Regions from separate parts of the Homo sapiens genome. Here region 1 is linked to region 2. The links are chromatin loops, found by intact Hi-C in ENCODE. Cell type or tissue: OCI-LY7. All regions are shown on one strand. Each heading gives the region's core, and the rest is flanking DNA. Links, peaks and the distances in the headings are about the cores only.

What was found. A loop is a pair of places that touch in the nucleus more often than their neighbours do. Peaks named below come from ENCODE experiments on the same cell type or tissue, not always from the same donor. Only the 100,000 strongest peaks of a DNase experiment are listed, where the experiment ranks them.
Region 1: it touches region 2 in a loop (2.7-fold over the local background); 1 of 110 quality-filtered maps calls a loop at or near these places.

Annotation. Positions count from the first base shown.
Region 1 is chr5:66,700,110-66,703,035 of GRCh38, forward strand. The region is part of intron 1 of MAST4 (microtubule associated serine/threonine kinase family member 4); the gene reads left to right. Among named protein-coding and RNA genes, the nearest start is that of MAST4, 110 kb to the left of the region's middle. In OCI-LY7, for the core only: no CTCF peak of the experiment used is centred there; a DNase peak (open chromatin) is centred at 1,372; H3K27ac peaks cover 1,072 bases.
Region 2 is chr5:66,553,219-66,556,144 of GRCh38, forward strand. No RefSeq gene overlaps it. Among named protein-coding and RNA genes, the nearest start is that of MAST4, 42 kb to the right of the region's middle. In OCI-LY7, for the core only: no CTCF peak of the experiment used is centred there; a DNase peak (open chromatin) is centred at 1,173; H3K4me3 peaks cover 336 bases; H3K27ac peaks cover 473 bases.

The sequences.
Region 1 (2,926 bases), core at 163-2,662, 150 kb after region 2:
CCTTCTCCCTTGAGGCATAATAAGGGTGTTATGGCCAAAATGGAAACTGATAATTTTGTTTTCTCTATTGGCAGCAAAGAGAATAATTAACTGTAGTTCGAAAAGCAGAATTATATTACCTTTGCATTTCTTAGCAAGATATTTTATAGAAATGATTCTATTATTTCATGATGGAAAATTGTGATGGTTTATCACTCCATTGTAACCCCATACAAATTTTTGTTCTCGCTCTTTTTTTTTGTATTCAAATTATCTTTAATCTTGATAAAATCCTTTAAGCCTTAAATTTTGATATGATACACTTAAATGTTTTGAATTTTATATTAACCTTGTCAGAACTGGTGGGTGGATCACCTGAGGTCAGGAGTTCAAGACCAGCCTGGCCAGCATGGCAGAACCCCACCTCTACTAAAAATATAAAAACTAGCCGGGCTGGTGGTAGTGGGCACCTGTAATCCCAGCTAACTGGGAGGCTGAGGCACGAGAATTGCTTGAACCCAGGAGGCAGAGGTTGCAGTGAGCCGAGATCATGCCATTGCATTCCAGCCTGGGCAACAACAGAGTGAGACTCCATCTCTCAAACAAAAAAAACAAAAACAAAAAAAACAACAACTGACTCTAAGCAAGTCCTTTCTCTGTATGGAAATGAGGCTGTGAGATTAAAAAAAAAATTATATATATATATATATATACACACACACACACACACACACACACATATATACACATCGGTGTATTAGAACTTGTGGATAACATATTCAAGTGTCCTTTTATTTGTATAAAATGGATTGCTTATGGCTCTTTAGATCTTTTAATATTAATATACTGAGATCATCTTGGGAATTATTTAAGACTGTTTGCAAATATGTTTTTAATCTTCTGTGTTGCATTATAAGTGCTATTTACATTTCCTAATAATAAAGCACATTTATTAATCATGAATATAATCATTAATGTAATTAAGTAATTACCAAAATAATTATTGGTTATCATTACTATTTTATTGAAGTCATTACTAGTGCATTTTTGAACATGTTTCAACAAATCATGATTAACTTAAGGTTTGCATTCTAGCAAGTGACCAAAACTTGGCTGTTTCTCTTTATAGGTTGTATGGGCACGCAGTGATTCCATGACCTTTGAGATAAATCATACAACTTGCTTTTTAATGAATTTACTTTAAATACATTTTGAGAGATTATGAAACTGCTACTCAATGTCTTATAGTACCCCACTGTGTTTTCTCTGTTGTTCTGCCTGGTTCTTTACAATTAGTAAGGTGCATCCCCGTGTCTCTCCTCACAGAGAGGGGTCTGTAGCTCTTGTCTAATTTTCTGTTTCACTTCCTTGCTTATCTGTATTTCAAGCCCAGGTGTGTTTAGCTGTCTAGTTTTTGTGGTACATTAGGCCTTGGTTTTCTGATCCAGCACACTGAGTTTCTCAAGAGTTCAAAGCTATTGCTATTTGAATTTGGATGCTTCTTTAGTGAAGTCTTCATTTCAAAGATTACTTTTTCTGTTTTCTGAACTTGGTTTTCTGTAAACACAACATAAATCATGGAAAAAGTCGTGCATTTGAAATAAAAAATAAGGTCAGGTCCTGATGCTGGAATTTCACTGCCTTGAGTGAGTTGCTTCAGGTTTTTTAACCTCCATCTATTATTTTATCAAATGGAAATGATGATCATATCAACCTTATAGGTTATAGGATTTTTTTTAATGAAAATTCCCTATGAGAATTGGTTTTCACCTTTTAGAGGACTATACTCTACCTAAAACATGAACTTTGCAAGTTAAAAACTTTAGAAAATTAAATTCATATATAGTTCAAAATATACTAGGCTTTTACATTCACTTTTGTCTTTATTCTTGTTACTGAAAAAATATTTTTCCCTGTGGAAATGTTTTGGGATATGATCACTTTTGCTCAGATAATTGTGAGTCCTGAGTGAGTGCTGCTCCCAGGAGCAGACTTTGAAGTTTCATGATAGAAAAAGTCTATAATGTTGATTGGCTCCTTGGCCCTTTCCTCTTTCTCCCATCAGGGAATGGGAGCATCGGCTGCTGGACCTGCTGGCCCAGGAGTGGGTAACTGCCTTATGCAGAGCAGAGGATCCTCATCCCAGTGGTCCCTCGACTGCCATGGGGTTCACTCTTGTTTTTATTCACTTATTACCACCAAGTATTTATTTAGAACTTTCTACGGGCAGGCTCCATTCCAGGCTCTGAAGATAGTCTTTCCTCTCATGGAGCTGACATTAGGGGTAGAGGGAATGTGGTGATGGGCAACACAGAAATAGTTACGTTATGTCAGTGGTCCAGTGGCGTGCTAAGATAAAAATAAAGCAGGGTAGGAGGGCCATGGACGGATGCTGTGTGTGTATGTGGGGAGTGATATTTTAGATAAGTTGGTCAAGGAAGGCCTTTCGGTTAGGGTAACATTTGGGTAGAGGCCAGAATGAAATGAGACAGCCAACTTTTAAGGGAATCTGCAGCAGGAGGCTTTCAGGCAGAGGAGCAGCAAATGCAAAGACCCTGAGGCAGGACTGTGTTTGAAGATAAAGAGGTGAGTGTGGCTGGAGCAGAACAGGCAAGAAAGGAAGGGCAGGTTGACAGAGGAAATCAGAAAGTTACCAGAGACCTAATCAGGTAGGACCTTGAGGCCATTGTTAAGTCTTGGCCTTTTGTACTGAGTGGATGCAAAGCCACCAGAGGGTTTCAGTGTGAGGAGTAATATAATTCAACTTAACGTTCTGAGAGGATCACTCTGGCTGCTGTGTTGAGAATAGACCACAGGAAAGTTGGTGGAAGCGGGGAGATCAGTGAAGATGCCCTTGTAGGAGTTCAGAAGGGGGATGTCAGTGGCTTTACAAGGAAGTGGCCAGATGGGACCAGAACCTGGACCTATTTGAAGGGTGGACCTGTTA
Region 2 (2,926 bases), core at 122-2,621:
AGTTATAGGTTATCCTCTGAAAATCTCCTTCTCTTCATCTGTTTTCTGAGGATCTGTGAGGATTAAATAAATCAAGACACCTAAAAGCACTTGGCCCAGTTCTTGATTCACAGGAGTGCTCAGTAAATATTAGTGTTTCTTAAGGTGCACAACATCACTATTGTTGTTACGTTTCCAGGTCACTTCTACTGCTTTTGTTCTGTCCCTAGTAATTCCTTTCCTGAGTCATTACAATCACATTCTGGAGACTCTTTCCCCTAACTCATCCTGCAACTTTTACCTGTTTGCCTTTTCTAAAAGAAATCTGACCACATATTTTGCATGCTTCAAAACCTTCCTTGTTTTCCATTGCCAGAAGAATTCAGTTGGAATTCTGGCTAAGGAGGCCAGAACCTGAAGGGGATGGGTTCCTAGAGCCAGAGCCCCTGGGAGGAGGTACTCACCCAACTATCACATCCCTGCTCCAGTGAAAGAGGACTGCCACTCAAGAGGGCTCATTTCTGGAGTGTTTACTCTATGCCAGGACTATACTGAACACTGTACCTTCCTGTACCTCCTTTAATCCTCTCAATACCCCTATGATGGCAATGCTATTGCTATCCTCATGTTATAAATGAAGAAACAGGCTCACAGGGCTTAAGTAATTTGCCCAAAGTTGCAGGTAGGAAAAAAAAAAGGTGCTAGGGTATTTTAAACCCTTGAACTCGACCAGTAGTTCTCTTCAATCATCTAAAACCATTTTAGGGTCTATTTATTTTAAGACATTATTAACAAAAAAATGCCTAAAGTAATATTTATTGCTTAAAGACATCACAAATTCTACCAAAGTGGCAGAGAGGCTTCATTCACTCTTGTTGGCTCATTTAGCAGCAAGATTTGCTTAGTTTTATCTTTTGTTCCCATGCCAAACCACAGTTAAATCTTGCTGTTTGGTGGAGGCTTTTCCTGAGCACCACGTTGCTTATAATTTAAATCTCTGTAGAACTGTTTGTGTTCCTGTAGGGAGATCCCTTTACCTGGAGTTTTATGTAGTTGGCTCTGGGAATGCTGAGAGTGCATGCTTTATCCTAAGTATGTGCATGCACTGCTTCTCTCTGGCCAAATTGTGCTTACCCATAGCTATGTTGTACCTGGTTTCATTTCCCCAAGTATGTGGTTTTCTGCCCTCGTCAAAGCCAAGGATGAGTGGAGCAGTGAGTCACATGTGTGATCGTCACTGTTTTCTCTACATTTTACAAGAGAACCCACAGAGACTTAACACGTTTCCATTCTTTTACTGGCTCCTTCTTAGATATAAGGAGAGATCAGAGAAAAATGCTGTGAATCACTTGGCAATGATGAACAATGGCCTACGGCAGAGAAATGAAAATGTCAGGTGTGTGGTTTTTCCAAACCTAAAATATTTGCTTTCAATGCAGTTAGCAGAGTTTTAATTACAGGGTGTTAAACCCTTGGAGGTGTCATGGTTACTCAGCACTCAATTTGATGATCATATGTAAAATAATAATAGCTTTATTGAGATGCAGTTTACATATATTCACAAAGTTGTGTGACCATCACCACTATCTAATTTCAGAACATTCTCATACTCCAGTAACAAGCTCTGTATTCATCAGCTATCACTTTTATTATGCCCCTCCTCCAGCTCCTGGCAACCACTAGTCTACTTTTTGTCTCTATGAATTTGCCCATTCTGGACATTTTATAGAAATAAAATCATACAGCATGTGGTCTTTTGTGATTGGATTCTTTCACTTAGCATAATGAGTTCAAGGTCCATTCATGTTGTAGCATGTATCTGTACTGCATTCCTTTTTATTGCCAAATAATATTCCATTGTATGGATATACCACATTTAGTTTACCCTTTCATCAGTTAATGGATATCTGGGTTCTTTTCACTTTTGGGATATTATGAGTAATGCGACAATGAACACTCATATACAGTTTTCTGTGTGAACATATGCTTTCTGCTGTCTTAGATATAGACCTAGGAGTGGAACTGCTGGGTCATATGGCAACTCCGTTTAGCTGTTTGAGAAACTGCCAGACTATTTTCCTAAGTGGCTGCATCATTTTACATTCCCGCAAACAAGTGTATGAGGGTTCCAATTTCTCCACATTCTTGCTGACATTTATAATTTATTATTTTGATTATAGCCACGTAGTGGCTATGAAATAGCATATCTTTCTGGTTTTTAATTTTTATTTTTTGCAATGGACTGAATGTTTGTCTCTCCCCCGTCTTTCTCCTCCACCTGCCATGTGAGGAAATCAGGAAGAGGGCTCTCACCAGAACCTCACCATGCTGGCCCCTGATCTCAGACCTCCCAGCCTCCAGAACTATGAGAAATAAGTGGCTGTTGCTTAAACCACTCAGTCTATGTTATTCTTGTTATAGCAGCCCAAACTGACTAAGACATCATGGTAAAATAGACATAAGATAAAGTTTATCATTTAACCATTTATAGGGTACAATTCAATGGTATTAACTGCATTTACAATGTTGTGCAACCATCACTACTATCTATTTCCAGAACTGTTTCTGTTTCCCAAACAGAAACTCTATAATCAATGAACAATAAATTCCCCATGTCCTCCTTTCCCCATTGAGGTTTTGACTTGTGTTTTGCTAATGGCTAATGATATTAAATATCTTTTCATGTGCTTATTGGCCATTTACATATATATATATATATATATATATATATATATATATATATATATATATATATATATCTTCTTTGGAAGTATGTCTGTTCAAGTCTCAGCTCACTGCAACCTCTGCCTCCCAGGTTCAAGCAATTCTCCTGCTTCAGCCTCCCGAGTAGCCAGTTTTACAGGCACACGCCACCACCCCCAGCTAATTTTTGTATTTTTAGTAGAGACGGGGTTCCATCATGTTGGCCAGGCTGGTCTTGAACTCC